Linked DNA regions of Mus musculus: region 2 is linked to region 1. A link is a loop called in an ENCODE intact Hi-C map of the cell type or tissue named here. Cell type or tissue: left cerebral cortex. All regions are shown on one strand. Each heading gives the region's core, and the rest is flanking DNA. Links, peaks and the distances in the headings are about the cores only.

Region 1 (9,362 bases), core at 981-8,980:
AGGTGTGTTCTACCACTGCCCAGCTTGACAAGGCTTTTGTAACTTTTCCTTTCAGTATTTTAAAAATTCATGCACACATTTTAGACTACAATATTTGTACTTCTTTCTATCCTGCCTAAGTTTTGGAGCTTCTAGAATCTGTGCTAAACTGTCATTTCATTACTTTGGGGGAAACTCCTAGATAGTATTGTCTCTATTTTCTTCTTTTTCTCCTCCTGGCATCTCAATTGTGAGTGTGTCAGCCCATCTGACAGTGTCCTATAACTCCTTTTTAAAGAATTATTTATTTATTTCACTTATGAGTACACTGTCACTGTCTTCTGACACACCAGAAGAGTGAATCAGATCCCATTACAGATGGTTGTGAGCCACCATGTGGTTGATGGGAATTGAAGTCAGGACCTCTGGAAGTGCAGTCAGTGCTCTTAACCTCTGAGCCATCTATCAAGCCCCAACCCACAACTCTTTTTTTTTTTTTTTTTTTTTTTAAGATTTATTTATTTATTTATTAGATGTAAGTACACTGTAGTTGTCTTCAGACACTCCAGAAGAGGGCATCAGATCTCATTACAGATGGTTGTGAGCCACCATGTGGTTGCTGGGATGTGAACTCAGGACCTTCAGAAGAGCAGTTACTGCTCTTAACCACTGAGCCATCTCTCCAGCCCCTACCCCCCCCCCCCAACATACAACTCTTTTTAAAAATTATTTATTTATTTTATGTATGAGTACATTATTGCTGTCTTCAGACACTCCAGAAGAGGGCTTCAAATCCCATTACAGATGGTTGTGAGCCACCATGTGGATGCTGGGAATTGAACTCAGGACCTCTAGAATAGCAGTCAGTGCTCTTTACCGCTGAGTCATCTCTCCAGCCCCATACAACTCTTAATATGGGAGTCTTTCTTGTTTTCTTCATTTTTATATTTGAGTTTGGGTTGATTAACTTTTATTAAAATATCCTCAAGTTCATGAATTCTTAACTTGGCAACCAATGTAAGGATACCTTGATTTCGTTTTCATGTCTAACAAACCATTTGATTCTTTAAATTTTTATATTTATTATTATTAATTATTGTATGTACTTGTGTGTTTTGCATTGGCATGGAGGAGAATGCAGCTTCTCTCCTTCCAGTTTGAATGTGTGCTCTGGAGGTTGATCTCGGATCTCAAGGCTTTTGCAAGAAACACCTTTGCCTGTTGAGCTAGCCTGGCTCCTGCCTCCAGTTATAAAATAATTCTTATATGCCACTGAAGTTTCTCATCTGTTCATGCGTACTGTTCACCTCTCCTATGAGATCTGTATCAGTATTAATCATCTTTCAGTTAATTTAAGGACTGTTTTGTTGTCTGGTTGTATTGAGTGGCCTCTTTAGAGGCTCATTTTCTTGACTTTTTAAAAAATCTTATAATCTTTGTATATGTATGTGTTTGTGTGTGGACACATGCATGTGCAAGCCAGAGGCTGGTGTTGGCTATTTTCCTCAACCACTCTCCACCTTATTGTTATTGATAAGGGCTCTCGGTAAACACAGGGCTTGCCAATTCAGTCAGACCAGCTAGTAGGCAAGCCCCAGTGACCCTATAGTCACACCCCCAGTACTAGGATTGCATGTGAATGCCACTGCACATGGCTTTAATATGGGTCCTGGGGATCCAAACTCAGGTCTTCATGTTTGAATGGCAAGCTCTTCACTTACTGAGTCGTCCATCTGCCAACTTTATAGTTCACGATTGACTGTCAGAGTTTAGAACAGTAGACACTATCACTGTGAGGAGCTGAGTCCCTCTGTTCAGGAGTTCCTTGGGCTTGGGCTTTGCAGTTGCTCTGGTTACCTTCAATGTAACTCGAGAGTCAAATTCTTCTGGAATATTGTGTGCTTAGTTTAGAAATCTGCTTGTTGGACTTTTCTTTTCTCTCCCAATCTTTCTGCCTCGGCTGCAGGTCCTCCCTATGTAACTTCTACAGTCGCTTGAGTCTTAGTTTTTTAATCCTTGCTTTCCTGTTGGTGGTAAGTTTCTCTCTACAGAGGTGGCAGGTGACGCTTAAGAGCTGAGATGACCTTCTGCCTTAGCCAGAGGTCATTCATTCATTCACCAAACTAATGTTTACATCAATAGCTATAATGTGCTAGCCACGATGCTTGGCCCTGGAGAATAGCGTTATCTACAACACAATTGGGTGTGGTGGAGCATGCCTCTAATCCCAGCATTCAGGAGGCAGAGGCAGGAGGAACTCTGTGAGTTCCAGGTCAACTCTGAACTACATAGTGAGTTCCAGAACAGCCAGGGCTACTTTGTCTCAAACAGACGAGCAAACAAACAAACATGTCTCAAATCATGCTTGTTGCACCAAGTTTACAATAAACCTTTGGAAACTTTTTAAAAAAATCACAGACTACTGCTGGTATGATCTCAGACTTACAAATTTGGTCCTTTCTCATTAAACTAAGAGGGCAGAGTCACATCAAAGATCAGGGTTCATCTGATGGCCAACTTTTTGGTTTTATACATTCACTTTTTTTCTCAGCTTGCCCGAGTACTCAAGGCCCTTCTGCTTGGTTGGGTTGGAAACAGAAATTGTCACTCATAGACCAGGCCAGGTTGAGGTTCAGCTTCCTGCTCACTGGCTCAGGCCTTCCTCCTCATCCCAGCTACAGTCTCCATGCACAGGTATCGGGCACATATATTTTCAAGAAAGGTATGTCAGCCTCACAGTTGTTTTGCTCACCTCTTCCAGGTGATTGTGGCAGAACTACTGACAGTATTATCAACCGATATAGCAAAAGAAGGAAAGAAGGTACAAAAGAAGGTGTGTGTGTGCATATATGTATGTGTATTAATGTGTGTGTGTGTGTATGTGTGTATGTGTTTGTGTCTGCATGTGTGTATGTGTGTGTACATGTGTGTATGTGTGTGTGTTAGATTGGCAAGGGGATAACAAAAAGTTCAAAGACCAAGGACCAAGGTCAGAGATGCTAAATGAAAGTCAGAGGCATTAGGGCTGGTGAAGTATGAGACCACATGACAGTCAGAAGTCAAGCAGAGCTTGCCTGGAACTTTGGCTCCTGCCTCTTGCTGCATGCCCCTAAGTGCGAGCTTCAGCTTTGGTTCTCACTTACCTGGAAGGATTAATAAGGATACCTACTTTCAGGTGTGAGATGAAGATGAAACCAGAAAGTATGTGTGAAGTGTTTAGTGCCTGTGCCACACCCTCATTAGCAGGTGCCTACAATTATCACCTCTTTGCTGTTGTAACAACATCAGAGCTGGCGGGGACTCAGGGACCTGAGAGAGTTGGAGTAGTGTCAGGGTGCAAGTTGCAGGTGGAGGGAGATGCAGGAGAGGGCTGAGACCTGCAATTGTCAGATCCATCCATACAGGAATGTTGCCCGAGCCCCACTCCCAGCCCAGGGAGTGAGGTGGGGAGGAAGGGGCCATGGAAGGTGAGCCCCACAACCGTAAAAGGTTCAAGAAGAGCCTAGGCAGACACTACGTGAGGTGGCATAGCCAGCATTGAAGAAGCATTTCGTAACCATGTGGCCAGGATTGGTAGATAGCTTCTTGCCTCCTCATGGACACCATGAGGAAGCAGACACAGTGTTTAGGTAACTCCTAAAAAACTACAGACCCAGGGCTAGAGGACTGGGTCAGTGGGTCAGGCGCTTGCTCTGCAGCCTTATGCCCTAAGTTTAGAGCCCAGCACCATTTACTGGATGCAGTTGCCCAAGTGCCTGCAATCTCAGTGCCCTTAAAGGAACTGAGGGCAGCAACAGCAGCATCTCTGGAAGCTGTGGGCCAGCTGGCCTAGTGTGAGGTGACAAAGAAGACAGACACTGACACCTGAGCTTTCCCTCTGACCTCAGCATGTATACCATGGCACATGAGTGTGCCCACACAGCACAGGCACACACATAGACACACACATATACACAGTCATATATACACAGGCACACACATACACATGCACACACAGAGAGACACAAACACACACACAGACAGGCACACACAGAGGCAGAAGGGGGAGAAGGAGAGACAGAGAGAGAGACAGAGAGCAAGAGAGAGCGACAGAGAAAGGGAAAGAGAAAAAAATGTTAAAAAGACTCTAAACCCCAAATAGAACGTTTCTCTGGACTGAATCCCTCCACACTTTTTTCTCCCCAGCTTAATAAAAGCAAACAATTGCCCGAAGCAAGAGGTCCCTTCCACAGTGCTGCTGTGGTCTCTCTGACTGCAGACAAAGGCCAGCTCCCAGCTCTGGCTGCGTGCCAGAGACAGCAGTGCATGCTCGGAGGATGGCAGGCTGCCCTCCCTGCCACTGGGCAGCCACCCAGCGCTTCTTTAAAGCCTGGCCCTCCGTGGAGAGCAGCCATGGATTCTGAGAATTTGTCCTACTTAGAATCCAGCTCCAGTCTGTGGGTGACAAGCCGTGTGGGCTTGCCTTTATGACACCCCGAATGCCTGGGGTTTGTCCTCCCGTCAGAGCTAAGGAGGCACCTCTGTGGGCCAGGCCCTGGCGAGGCAAGCTGCCTGGCTCCACTTTCCTTCAGGAAGACCCACTTTCCTCCTCAGCCACACACCTCCATTCCTCAGGAACACCTCTGGATCTGCCTCTAGATCATTCTCATTTGACTTGAGTGCACCAATCCTGCTCCCACTCTTGGTCAGGCCTCACTTGTGCCAGCTTATTACAATGTCCAAAGATCCCTGTTCCATCCTGACAGCACCTCCTTTCCTTAGTTTTCATCCCAGAAGCCAGAGTGGTTTTTGTTTTCTGTCACACGGTAGGATTGAGTGTTGAGACGGCACAGGGATCTCAGATATGGAGAGACCAGTGACTTGAAATACCGCAGTCAAGGTGATCAGCGGTTGGAAGGGGACGGGTGTTGCGCCATTATCTAGGGCAAGAGCATAGGGTAGAGGGACAAGCGTGTGCGAAGTGGGCAAGGGCTTGGGGTGCTAGAAAGACATGAAGGGTGCAGTGCTGCCAAAGTGGAGCAAGCCAGGGACTGTGTGCGAGCAGCTACAAGCAGAGATCGCTGGACAGAGGGAAGGGGACCTGGGCAGGGCCTTGTGAAGATTGTCTGAGGATCGAGAGACATTTATTTATTCATTACATCTAACAAACGCTTCTCGAATGCTGACTCTGCCTGGTGCTGAGGATAAAGTGATAAGCAAAACAGACGGAGCCCTTGACCTCTGCCCCGAGACCATAGGGTGTAGTGAAAGATGCGCGTTAATCACATGAGTACATAAGCTATTTATTACAGAACGACCTGACCAGCACAACCACAGTTGGTTTTTTACAAAAGTAACGACCAGTCTGAGATGAGAGGGATGAGGAGGAGCTGAGCCTGCCCGTGACTTGGAAAGGAGGCATTCCTGATGCAAAGCACTTGAAGGACAAAGGTCGTGGGTGGAAGGGACCAACTGGACAGAGACCAGTGGGACCTAACGCAGAGCAAGTGGGGCCAGAGTGTGTGTGTGCCTTGAGGACTGGGATGAGGATTTGGGGTTTCATTCTCAGGACAGAGGAAGGCAATGAGGACTTCTAACCATGAATGTCTGAGAGAAATAGTCCCTGCACCTTGTGCTGAGATGGAGGTAGACAGTAAGCAAGGCGTCCTTGGGAAGTTAATGTTGGAGCCCAGGTGAGAGACGGTGGCCAACTGAGCTGGAAGAAAAGGGAGTATATGGGATGCCCTTGGGACGTCATTTGGAGGTACAGATCTGCAGCCCTTGCTAAAAAGGACAAGAGTCTATGGTGGCACATCTAACGGGCACACTAACAGATGAATGCTGAGTCATGGGCAGCTTCCTGGTCGATGCGCTCACTTGCAAGGTTTCCTGGACTAAACAGAAAGTGTGACCACACTGGATCAAGCCTGAAGTCCTTGCAGGAAGCACACAGGAGAGGTGAACAGAATAAACAGCACTCCAGGGAGAGATGGATCTCAGCAGTGTGGGATATCCCCAGAACCTGTTCCAGGATGCCAAGAGATGAGAGGCTCACCGCGGAATCGAGGAAGCTTGGGAGATTGGATGTTATGTCTTACATATGACGTGCATATCATTAATTTGAATAAACTAAAGGATGCCTTTAAGAGAACTGGGAAATTGGAATTCCCCCCGAACTTTATATGCCACAAGGAATTACAATTCATTACGTCGGCTATCCTAAGGACCTGGAGATTTTAAATAAGTGCATACGTGTGAATGTATACATAGACACACATATTTAAACCTTGTGAAATTTGCACAGTAAGTTCTTAGGGGTAAATAATGTCATGGATTTGTTAAAAGGCCCCCCCCAAAAAAAGGCAGGTAGTAAATTAAACTGGTGAAGGGCTGATTCTTGTTGGAGCTGGCTTGCATTAGTACTTGGAGGTTTGTTTTATTATCCTAACCTGGGGTTTGTTGGAAACATTTTATAACAAACAGAGCTTCAGGGCTGAAGAGGTGGTGTAAGAGCTGAGTGCCTCCTGCTTTCTCAGAGGATCTGAGCTGGGGTCTCAGCACCGCCATCAGGCTTGCAGCACCATGTAACCCCAACTCTGGTGGCTCCGATGTCACTAGCCTCCAGGGGTGCTGGTGCTCAAGTGTGTACAGCAAGCCCTCAGATTAAAAAGAATAGTAAAGAATTTAAAGTCCTTCAAAAAAAAAAAAAAACTTCATGGAAAGTAGAATTTTATTCTGAAATAGGAAATATAAGAAAAGGCATGTGTCTGAGAGGGAAAACAGGGTTGTATTTGGGGCATACTTCCTTTGAGACCTGTGAGCAGGGTTTCCTATCCACAGTAGGCTTGGCATTCTACAGCCCCCTGTGTGGAAATATGTGCAGTGTAGGTAGCGATTGGTCTGTGGGCATGGATAAATTACAGAAGAGTGATATGATATGATATGACTTTGTTTGTTTGTTTATTTAATGTGTCTGAGTGTTTTGCCTGAATGTATATGCACTCTGTGTGTGTGTGTGTGTGTGTGTGTGTGTGTGTGTGTGCGCGCGTGTGCGCGCGCGCCTGGCGCCTGCCCACGGAAGTCTGAAGAAGAATTCAGAAGAGGGCTCCAATCCTCTGGATCTGGAGCTGTAATGGTCAGGTAGAGGGCACCAAGCTCTGGTCGAGGAGAAGCTAAAAGAAGTGGCCACTGATCCTGAGGAAAGCCAGGATTTTCCCAGAGAAGGACAAGGTCACAGTGGAGCAGCTGCCACCACGCTGGGCAAGCCTGAAAGCCAGATGACCTCATGGCTCTGCTGCTTAGGCGGAGCTTGCCGCCTAGGGGATGGGACACATGAGAACGAAGAAGGCAGCGAAGCAGCTGGGTAGCTGAAGAAGTGGCCATGGAGCAGAAGAATGACGCTGTGACGGTCACTGCATACAGGCGACACAACAAGAGCTAGTTATTTACTTACGTGTGTGTGTGTGTGTGTGTGTGTGTGTGTGTTTGCACGCGCACGCGCGCATGCATGCATATGTGAGCAGCATGTATGAGTGTTACGGCACACACGTGGAGTGCAGTGGACAACCTCTGTTGGTTCCCTGTTGTTCAGTGCTGTGGACAATGGACTGGCAATCCCACAGGCTTCCCGGGGTCCCCCTGTCTCCACCTCCCATCTTGCCATTAGAAGCACTGGGGTTACAGATGTGCACTACCATATCCAGCTTCATGTAGGGCCCTGGAGATCACACTCAGGTCCTCGTGTTTATACACCTTGCCCTTTGCCCACAGAGCCATCTCCCTTGCCCTTCCATTATTTTTAAAGTTTCCCCTGCTCATCCCACTTTCATTAGGTATTTATTGATTGCCATGGGAAATAAAGTGATAAAAAGTGAGCACCTGCCCTCCTGGAATTCTACATCTAGTGAGGGAGGGGTGGGGTGGGGGCTGGTAGGACATAAGTAAACAAACTTAGTGCTAAATTCATGCAGTACTGAATTACATTTAAAAATCATCAGATTGTAGGATGGAGAGATGGCTCAGCAGTTAAGTAGTCCTGGCTGCTCTTCCACAGGACCTGGGTTCAATTCCTAGCACCCACATGTTGGCTCACAACCCACTGCAACTCCATTGCCTTCTTCTGGCCTCTGTAGGCATTGCATGTATGTGGTACAGAGACACACATGCATGCAGAACACCCACACACATAAACTATCAAAACTGAAGGGAACAAAATGGGAGCAGCAACGGACAGTCATGTGGGAAAGGGTTAATTAAGGTGGATGGATGGTCAGGATTCTCTAGGGAGGTGACTTTGAACCATAGAACAAAGAAAATAATGATAGATGCCACACAAGGATCTGGGGAAGGAGAGACTAGCAAGGGAGGTAGCTCTGAAAGGTAATATACCCTGAGAGGAAGCGTGAAGGCTGTGTGTGGCACACACCCTTAGTCCAGCATTCAGGAGGCAGAGGCAGGTGGGTTTCTTTGAGTTCAAGACCAGCCTGGTCTACATTGCAAGTTCCAGGGTAGCCAGGGCTACATGGTGGAACCCTCCCTGTCTCAAACAACAATAACAACAACAACAAAACATCTCCACCCCGAGAAACCAAATTCAAGCCAATCAACCAACCAACCAACCAACCAATCAAACAATAAGAGGCAATAAGTTTAAGAGGATGGACAGGAGGAGTAGTTAGAAACCTGCCTTTCTTTTTCAAATAACAAAAGAAGTTTCCTTTTTGCAAAGTGAGTTATTCTTGAATGTGGCCAAAGCACAGGAGGAATGGTCCCACCTAGAGGGAGAGCTGAATTCACTAGAGAAGGGACAGTCATTCAGTGTCCCTGGAAAGTCGGAAAGGCTGAATGAAGGGTTTAGCCTTGGGACTAGAGGAAGGTGCTTCCTTGATTCTGCTAAGGAAGCTACGTGGCTTGTGCAGACAGCAAAAAACGGCAACCATGCTGTCGTTTATGCCAGCTGTATGGGGAGGAGGGCAGGGTCGGGGGGGGAGGGTCGTAGAGAGAGCAAGAACTAACTGGTCACTGAGAGACAAGAGTGGGTGAAAGCAGAGGAAAGTCAGGGACAGCCATGGAGGTCAGGGGTCACGGTCTGACAGGCAACGGACAGGTGAGACGGGGCAGAGTAAGTGTCTGGTCCTGGGCCAGGGTGGTGTGGACGGTCACCACGGGAAGAGGTCTCTGAGTCTGGTAATATCCAGGAAGAAAGTGGATCTGAGGCCCGGAGCACATGGTTTTCATGTGGAGTCTGAAAATGGTGCCTAGGGTTTCCACACTGGATCCTACTGCCCCTTAGCTGCTTCTTGGGTCTAAGGCTTTCTCTCTTTTCTCCATCCCCAAAATACACTCTGGTTTCAAGGTCCATCCATAATGGGGTTCCCCCCAACCCCAAATTAAGCTGTTACTAG
Region 2 (9,362 bases), core at 532-8,531, 99 kb before region 1:
CTCCACTCTCATTAATATGGGTGGCCTATTTGCTCTTATTAAAAGAAAAAGGGGGAGATGTTGGGAGCCGCCCCCACATTCGCCGTTACAAGATGGCGCTGACATCCTGTGTTCTAAGTGGTAAACAAATAATCTGCGCATGTGCCAAGGGTATCTTATGACTACTTGTGCTCTGCCTTCCCCGTGACGTCAACTCGGCCGATGGGCTGCAGCCAATCAAGGAGTGACACGTCCGAGGCGAAGGAGAATGCTCCTTAAGAGGGACGGGGTTTTCGTTTTCTCTCTCTCTTGTCTCTCGCTCTCTCTCTTGCTTTTTCGCTCTCTTGCTTTTCTCTCTCTCTTGCTTTTCTCTCTCTCTTGCTTCTTGCTCTCTTTTCCTGAAGATGTAAGAATAAAGCTTTGCCGCAGAAGATTCTGGTCTGTGGTGTTCTTCCTGGCCGGTCGTGAGAACGCGTCTAATAACATACAAGGCCCTCTTCCCAGTTAGTTCAAAGGGCCCGTGTGATTGGCTAAATGAAGCAGCAGTCTTTTAGGATGCCTTTCAGATAAAACTAACCAAGACGTGCAGTGTTTGGAAAGATTAATAAGCCGAGCACTGATGATACAAGGTTACCCTTTCTTGCTTCTTTTCTTTCTCTTCCCCCTGTCTGAAAGATGAATGTGACACTTGGAGCTTCAGCAGCCCTCGAGTGACTGCTACAAACCAGAAGACCACGAGTCACCTGCACTCTAAAGAAAGCTGGAGTAGAGAGCTAGAAAGAGTTGGTGTTCCTGTGTCTTCGCTGAGCTCTGTACCACCCTGGGGGACCTGCAGATGGATTTCACCCTATGTGAACAAATTCCATCCTGGACAACTTCTCCATTGTAACTAGTGTGCTAAGCAGGTCAGCTAAGAGAGCTGGTCTCACGACAAGAATAAAGCCTTCCTGGAATAGGTGTGGACTGGGGTGCTATGCCTGGAAATGATGTTTTCAGAGATGGCTTGCCCATAGCATCTGGTGGCCGAGATCCCATAGAGTCATTTGTCCCTGGAATTGAGGAGGCTGACACTGGAGGAATCATACCAATGGATGTCAGTGCTGCCAAAACTGGGTGACACTGAGCCAGTTCGTCCTTCCCCAGGGATGATGGCACATGGTTCTCAACCTGTAGGTCGAGACTCTTTGGGGACTTCAAATGACTTTTTAACAAATACCCTGAATATCACATATTTACATTATGGTTCATAACAGTAGCAAAAAATACAGTTACAAAGTAGCAACGAATGCCATTTTGTGGTTAGGGGGGTCACCACACTACGAGGAACTGTATTAAAAGGTCCCAGCATCAAGAAGGGCTTCTGGGAGGTTGGTTGTGTTTGAGCCTGGGGGACACATCTCAAGAAACTTAGATCTGTTCATGGTTTTCTTCCTTTTTTTCTTTCTCTCTTTCTTTCTTTCTTTCTTTCTTTCTTTCTTTCTTCTTTTTTTTTTGTTTTTTTTGTTTTTTTTTTTTTCGAGACAGGGTTTCTCTGTGTAGCCCTGGCTGTCCTGGAACTCACTTTGTAGACCAGGCTGGCCTCGAACTCAGAGATCCACCTGCCTCTGCCTCCTGAGTGCTAGGATTAAAGGCATGCGCCACCACGCCCAGCTGGTTTTCTTCCTTTTATACCTTATTATTACTTTAAAATATTTATTATTTACTTACGTGGGATTCTGGGGGTTGAACCTAGGGCTGAGAGCAGTGGCTCTCATTCTTCCTAATGTTCAACCCCTTAATACAGTTCCTGGAGTTGTGATGATTGATCCCCAACCATTAAATTATTTTATTGCCATTTCAAAACTGTAATTTTGCTACTGTTACGAATTCTAATGTAAATATCTGTGCTTTTCCATGGTCACCCTTAATGAGAAGGTGGTTCAATTTCCAAAGGGGTCGGGACCCCCAGGTTGAGAACTGATGGGCTAGAGTGTACTGCATGTGCTCCACCTCAGAGCTGCAGCCACAGCTCTCCCTTCACTGTTTTTTGTTTGTTTGTTTGTTTGTTTTTGTTTTACTTCGAGACAGGCTCACATAGTTGCCCCAGGCCAACACCGGCCAAGTGGCTGACGTGATGGGTTTCACAGTGGTGAGGAAGGGCAGGCTCCTGACCTCACAACTCTGGGGTCTGAGGGATGAGGAGGGAGAAGATTCTTCTGGAGAGGCCATGGGGCAGGAGGCAGCCTCAGGGAGTAGCCAGGTTTCAGGAGAGAAGGGAGATGGGAGAGATTTTGGGAGAAGTCTGCTGGGGACAGATGGAGCTCCAGAACCCCAGCGAGGGACTTGAGGGGATGAAATGAGCTTCACAGGCGGCTTGGGAAGATGTTCATGTGGGTGAGGTAGCCAGGATATCTGGAAGGGTCTGACTTCCGGTGGTTCTGGGGCGTCACGTGGCGTCCATCTCCGGGTGGCGGCTCTGGATCAAGGACTGGTCTCAGCTGGAATATATGCAGAGAAGGTGTAGATTTCCCACGAGCTCTGTGTCTTAGGCACTTCATAGTAGAGAGGTTACCACAGAGGACAAGTCTCATGGGACATCTTCTTTTATATTGGCTTATTCTTTCCCGAGACAATTATTTGGATGTAAGGATGCCTTTACTGTTTCTTGCTGTGTTAGGCAAGTTACTTACCCTCTGTGCCTCATGTATAATGTGGTACCTATCTCCCAGGATTATTCTGATAATTCATTTAAACTCTTTGATCCATGGCATATTCATAGTGATGCGCAATAAACCTTAGCCCATTAATAAACCCTTAATATTACTTTTATTCTCTTAAACAAGGCAGAATAACAGACCAATTGTTACCTGTCTTTCCCTTTCTGACAGTACGACTATGCTTTCAAAGCTTATAACGACAAATGTTTATTCTTAGCTCACAGATCTCTAGATTCCCCTGGGGAATCACGCAGTTCTCCAGGCTGCCGAGTACATAACATTCCAGTCAGCTGCATGTATCACTTATTGCAAGTCAGGAGCCCACGAATCCAGCACTAGGGAGTGCGCATGCGTGCAGGTGAGGCACGCCTCTGGCTGGCCGGAACCTGCGCCATATAGTCCTTAGGAAGTAAGCCAGTTACTGTACCCAGAGTCTGTAGAGCCAGAAGCCAGGGTGTAGGAGTGGAGGGAGGTTAGAGAGTGTGTGTGAATCACGACCACCCATTGACATCATGCCTATAACGATAAGGACAGGGCAGGGTTGGTAAGTGCAGGGCTGTGGGAACCAGAGCATAGGAGCAGAGCCCACCAGAGGATGCCACACTCATCTTTGCTTCCAAGCCGCACAGTAAACCTCCCTAGAGGCTGCAGTAGCCACCAATGCTACACAAAACCTGTCGATCTGTGTCTTCTTGGGCCTGCCAGTCTGCTGGGCTATGAGCAAGTTTAATGGGCATTTCAGGCCAACACCCCTTCGCCGCCTCCTCTCGCCATCCTCCTTGCCCTGCTCAGTGAGTGGAATGGGGCAAGCTCCTGGATAAGGCGATGCTCTTCCACATTCTCTTCTGGCCACATAGTCAGCACCAAGGCTGGAGAACCGCTTCCGGTCCTTCTCAGAGTCTCCAGAGCCCTGCCCCCAGCTGCTGAGCGCCAATGTCAACCATCCCTTTCCTTTAGCCATGGCACCACCCTCTCCGGCAACCAGATCCTCTCTTCCTGCCACCACTTTGTGATCATCATGATCCCAAATGCGCTGCTAGCCCTGGATGCTCAAAATGTCTGCAAGATCCATTTCTTTGCATAGCCTTCAAAAGAAAGCACCTTCCATTACCCCTTCCGGGGTTCCATAGCACACCAGACAGACGCTCCCGTTGGCCTTCGCCTCTGTTCCAGGCCTGGCTAACTCAGCTTCTGATGTGGTCCTCATTTTCTCCAGGCTTATCAGACACTCCCTCCCCAGTCTCTCAGCTTCTGTATCTTCCTCCACTGCCTTTCTGAGCTGTGCTCCAGAGGATAGGATGGACGTTATCACAGCCCTTCTGACTGCCCAGGCTGGCCATACTGATTGCCCATTGCCCTCTCTAAAGAGGGGACAGCAACGTGCTCTTGGTGTTGTGGGGTTAATTGAGGTAGTATCCCTGAGGTCTGGGGCAGTGGTACCTATTAGTATTCAACTACGCCATTTTATTAAAGGATGGCAAACTTTCAGGAAGCTGCGCAAGATGCCACAGCATGTATGTACCCAGGTCAGCCCCTGGGTAGCAGTCTTTAAGACGTTTTCTTTCTTGCTTTTCTTTCTTCCTTCCTCTCTTTCTTTCCTTCTTTCTTTCTTTCTTTCTTTTTTTCTTTCTTTCTCTCTTTCTTTCTTTCTTTCTTTCTTTCTTTCTTTCTTTCTTTCTTTCTTTCTTTCTTTCTTTCTTTCTTCCTATCTGACCTGAAGTGAAAGATGGCACCATTTTTAAGTTCCAGTGTCACTTCTTGACAGTCTTTGATGTTTGTTCACTCCATCATATGACAAACACGCTACACAAACCAATCAGCGTCATGCCTTCTCCCTCCTGTGTCTCTCCAATATAAGCTCAGAGAACCTCTCTGCTCTCAGGCTAAGCAGGGCAGGGATGAGGAAAGCCCTGCTGCGCAGCCTCAGTTGTATTTGTCAAACACCAGCTGGTAGGGGCTGACTCACTGCTCCCCTTTCTCCTGGTCCTTTTCTGCCACCCTTGCTTTGTGAGGGCAGCCCATCACCCACCCTCCTCACACACACATGCACACACACACACACACACACACACACACACACTACTAATGAGTGCAATGCTAGCACCTTCTGCCTAAAATTCTCACCTGCCTTCTACAGATCACCTCTGCCCCACAGGTCAATGGATGCACCTGGCAGAGCTCCCCTTTGACCATGCACCCTGGCATTTTGTCCACAGGGCCAGTGAGGCTTCTAGAAAAAGACGCAGTCATTGATCTCTCACTTGGAACCCACGGGGTTGAGGAGATAGTAGTATTTATCCCCTTAGGCCGCTAAAGCTTTTCATCCACTGCTAGAGAGGGAAAGCTGTGTGCCTGGGGTTGGTGGCCGAGGGCTTCTGGGCACAAGATAGATAGTTGTGTGAGAGAGATAAGAGATAAGAGAGATAACCCGGGTTGGAATTTAGCAGCAGTTTGAGCAAGAAGGGGCAACACACAGAGGCCCGGTAGGGCCTGAGGAGAGCAACGGGGGAGAAACGTCGTTACTCCCATTTCACAGATAAGGAAGCTGAGGCCCAAAAAAGATGAAGGAATCTGCAGAGCCGGGATTCGAACCCTTCTGCCCGTCCGCGCTGCCCCTTCCCTGCATCTCGTGACCTTAACTCGGCACGTGCTAGTCCCTTGCCCCTCACCCACCATTGTCCCACTCGGCGCGGCTCGGGGGGCTACCCGGAGGCCCGAGGTGGGCAGGCCCGGGGTCGCGGGCAAGAAGCGCACCCGGCTCGGCGGGAGGGACTCGGGCGATCCGCCCCTGCGCCGCTGGCGCTGCCTCTGTCCATGGTCAAAGCAGCGGGGTAATCCGCCTTTCTCTTCCGCCCGCCGAGCCCATTCATATTCTAATCACAGCGCGGCCGGCCCGCGAGCGGCCACTTTCCCGGGGCCACGGGAGCCCCCCCTCCACCCCCACTTTCCACTTGCGGTCCACAGGCCCCGGCCCCCTCCCCCTCCCACACTTTCAACTGCGCCGGGGAGGGGTCCCTGGGAAAGCCTCATCCCCAGCTCTGACGCCGGGGCTTCTCACCAACTCCGTTGCTGGCTGTGGGGGACCGAGAGGGTGGCAGAGGGGGGAGCCGGGGGACATGGGAAGAGGGAGGGGCCCGGACGCAGACAGACTGACATACAGGGTTATGGGAAGAGGCGCGGGGGTGGGGGTGGGGGTGAGGGTCCCAGAGACCCAGGGAGAACGCAGAACTAGGGAGAGACAAAGAGACTGGCTGCCAAGGGAGAAACGGAGAGCGAGACAGCGAGGCACGCCGACCTGGAGAGACCCGTGGGGCGAGAGACAAGGGGTACAAAAGTTCTGGTTGACGCAAGCCAGCCTCTCACCCCCTCGCAGCCAAGCGGCCTTCTTGTCCCTCAGACTGGTTATGGGAACCTAAGGCTTCACTTTCCCCTTCCTCAACTTCTACTCCCACGCACGTCCGCGGATCTGCGTGGAAGAAACTCAAGACATACCCCCTCTGCACTACTCCCCGGCCCCTACTCAAAATCTAACTCAAGGCGAAAACGGGACGTGTCTCGAGGGGAGAAAAAAAGGAGTCGGGCCCACTCGTGGACGCACAGGAGACTCCTAGGGCTCGGGTACCTCTGCACCCCCCTTCATGGCTGCACCGCGCGGGGCCCGGGCGCGGGAGGACTGAAGAGGGGGGCAGATCTAAGCCAATTTTGATTTCGTCTATAATGAGTGCCGGGCTAAGGCTGGAGAAGGCCTCTGGAACTTTAAATAAGAAAAACGTTGCTAATGCTATAATAGAAGGGGGAAGTCGGAGGGCTGGGATTGCGTCGCTCTGAGCCCCCCTTTTCGGAGGCGGCTTTTCTTATTCAAAACAGGCCCACAATGGGCTTCACAGTGCGCCTCGCCACGGCCCCATCTGACGAGCGGCCATTCATCAGGCCCGCTGGCCTATCAATGACATTGCTCCCATCGGGGCTCCTATAAAATGATGTTTTTTCCCATGAAACATCCGCAAACATTTTGACGGGTTTGGCTTTGCCCGACTGGATTACTGAGTGTCCCCTCGCTCGCTCGCTCGCTCTCTCGCTCTCTCCTTCAGCTCTAGCTTCCTTCCTTCCCTCGCTTCTTCGCCTCTTTTCTTTCCACTAGTTCTTTCTTTTCCCCTTTTATCCTTTTGCCCTCTCACCCACCGTCTCCCCCTCTCTCTCTCGCTATCCCTTCCTTCCTTATTTCTTCCCTCCCTTCCTCCCTGGGCATCTCTAGCACAGGGGATCCCCAAATATCAGGACTTTTGGGGGGCGTCTGTGCTGTCCATGGGAAGAGCATGCATTGTGGGTTACTGGAGGAACCCGACATGGATTCCACAGGTTAGTCCTGGTGGGACTTGGAGGGGGGTCATTGGAGGGGGGAGGAAGGAGAAGGGACAGGGCGGGGGTCACTTCAGAAAGAGTTGCAGAAAGTTCAGGCGGGGCAACCTGACAGTGGGATCCCAGGAGAGGAGGAGAGCGTGCAGAAGTTTTCGGTCCAGCGCTAAGTGTGTAAGTGGATGCATGGAAGTGTGTGTGAGTGTAAATGCGTGTGTGCGCGTGCGCGCACTCTGAGGCGCGCGCTTTCACTTGGACATAAAGTTGCATAAAGATGCTCGCTGGCTCGCGGCGAGCTCGAGGTGTTTATGCTACTTGCAAGAGCTTTGCGAGCAAGCCGCCCCGCCCGGACCCGGCGGCGGCCCTGGCTTTGGCTAGGGTAGTGGTATGCTTAGGATCTGGGGTGAGGGCCCCGAACGCTCCAAAGGCGGAGGAGGGCGACGGCGTACCGCGTCTCACCGCGCACTGGAGGCTCTTGCTTCTGGAATCTCGCTGCAGGGAGGGAGTGGCGGCGGCGAACCCGGTGGTCCTGGGGCTTTAGTAGCTTTGGGCTAGGAGAGATGGGCCCCTAGGACTGTAGTCTCCCGGCCGCGAAGACGCGACTCACTAGCCTCTCCACAGTGAGGCTGTAACCTTGCAAAAGGGGGGTGGGGGGAGCAGAATGCAGAACATATGAAGAGGCCTGACACTGAGTTTTGTGAACCGGCCTGTAGTTTGAGGGCTGTGTGGTGGACATCAGGCACTAGGGTCGCCACGGTTCACAAGGGAACACACGGAATCTCTTACAACGAAAATGCCCAGCATCTTCTCCAGGCGATCCGTTGGTCAACTTCTACGCCTAGCATCTTTGGGGACCCGCCGCACTTCAAATTCTGTTATTTTTTTCTATGTCCTTTCCATGTAGTGGTTCTCAAAAAAACTTTACTCTCTCCGTTAGGCTCAGTCTCTCCACCAGGCCACTCCAATCCCTGCTGGGCCGCAGCTTTGGAATTTTGAGGGGTGGTAAGACCACAGCCTGGGCATAGGCAGCAGCTTGACTGAAACCTGAGAGAATGTGAGGGCATTGCAGCTGAGCAACAAGTGCCTGCTGGCCTCAGCTGTGCCCTGACACACATTAACTTACTTGCAAATAACACCACAGTCAACTCTGCCCCCACTCCACCCACCCCTAGGGCAGGTTGTAAAAAGATTAAGCTATCTAGATATCTTCCCAGACCTTGTTCTTCTGTACTGGGAGGAAAGTTCCAGGCCTCTCTTGGCCTACATTGCAGACCTGGTGGCTGAGACCGCTGGCCCAGGGGTATCTGCGGCATTCCAGGGTACGTTTTTTTTTCTGTCTCCGGTACAGTTAAACTCTCACGCTTTCCTGGGTGTCAGTGAGCTCCTGAGCATAGCCGAAGCCCGAGCTTCTAAAGTCCAGCTTAGTTAGCGGGTGAGCACCTGCGGGGAGGCTAGAAGCGGTCTTCTCTGGAGAGCGGCACCCGGCTTAGGCCCGGTTGGGGTCTGTCTTCTGCACACGCTAGCAGTCCTGGTTCTGGAGAAGGAAGGGCCTTTGCTTCAATATTCTTTTAACTCAAGGAAAACCTCCTAAGAGCCACGGCTCGAAAAGTGAATGGATTTAACCAGATTAAGCCCATTTGTACAGAATTAGCGGTCGAGTATTTTCAAGGGGTCTGTACACGGTGTCGGGGGCCTTCCTCATATCCCAAAGCTGGCATGTCCTAAATGAGATATTACTTGATCCCTCCACAGGACTAGAGTCCTTTGGGTGTTTGGTGAGGGGAGTCTTAGAATTGTGGACACTTTCGAGGTTTATCAGGTGGTTGGGTGAGCACGGACCACTTCCATCCCAACTGCGAACACCCCAAATGGGTTATGAAACTCCAGCGCTCCTCTCTCATACTAGGATCTCTAGGATAGATAATATACCTATCCTCTCCTCTCTCGTCTCTAGGATAGATATATATCTCTCCTAGATCACACTCCTGACCTCAAAATCAAGAGTTTTGGTTAATGGCATCAATTGAGAAGTCACTCCAGGCGCACCAGGTGACATTTCACATGCAAAACTCCGGACAAGCAAAGTGCCTAGGTCCGATCCAGGAGCCCCCCTTCCAGAGAATTAATCCAATTAGTCTTTCTTCTGGGTTTCTCTTGTTATGTAAAAGGTTCATTCCCCCCTCCCAGAGCCTGCAGAGCCCAGCGCTCCTCTGGGCATTTCGATTCTATTCCCTTGGCGTAAGGTTGCGCTCCAGTAGAAACGCGAAATCAGTGATTTCATTCTTAACCGGCTCAAACAACAGGCTCACAGCAGTCGCTGGAGCGAAGTCC

The links. A loop is a pair of places that touch in the nucleus more often than their neighbours do. Peaks named below come from ENCODE experiments on the same cell type or tissue, not always from the same donor. Only the 100,000 strongest peaks of a DNase experiment are listed, where the experiment ranks them.
Region 2: it touches region 1 in a loop (1.9-fold over the local background); 2 of 42 quality-filtered maps call a loop at or near these places.

The regions. Positions count from the first base shown.
Region 1 is chr10:84,848,439-84,857,800 of GRCm38, forward strand. The region is part of intron 8 of Rfx4 (regulatory factor X, 4 (influences HLA class II expression)); the gene reads left to right. All of the region lies in intron 2 of Gm40728 (a long non-coding RNA gene), which reads right to left. Among named protein-coding and RNA genes, the nearest start is that of Gm40728, 10 kb to the right of the region's middle. In left cerebral cortex, for the core only: no CTCF peak of the experiment used is centred there; a DNase peak (open chromatin) is centred at 4,317; H3K27ac peaks cover 695 bases.
Region 2 is chr10:84,749,480-84,758,841 of GRCm38, forward strand. Rfx4 (regulatory factor X, 4 (influences HLA class II expression)) reads left to right here and starts at 6,569. Exons shown (of 18, transcript NM_001024918.1): 1 at 6,569-7,034. The coding sequence starts at 6,992. In left cerebral cortex, for the core only: no CTCF peak of the experiment used is centred there; DNase peaks (open chromatin) are centred at 5,308, 5,553, 5,710, 6,071 and 2 more places; H3K4me3 peaks cover 2,626 bases; H3K27ac peaks cover 1,503 bases.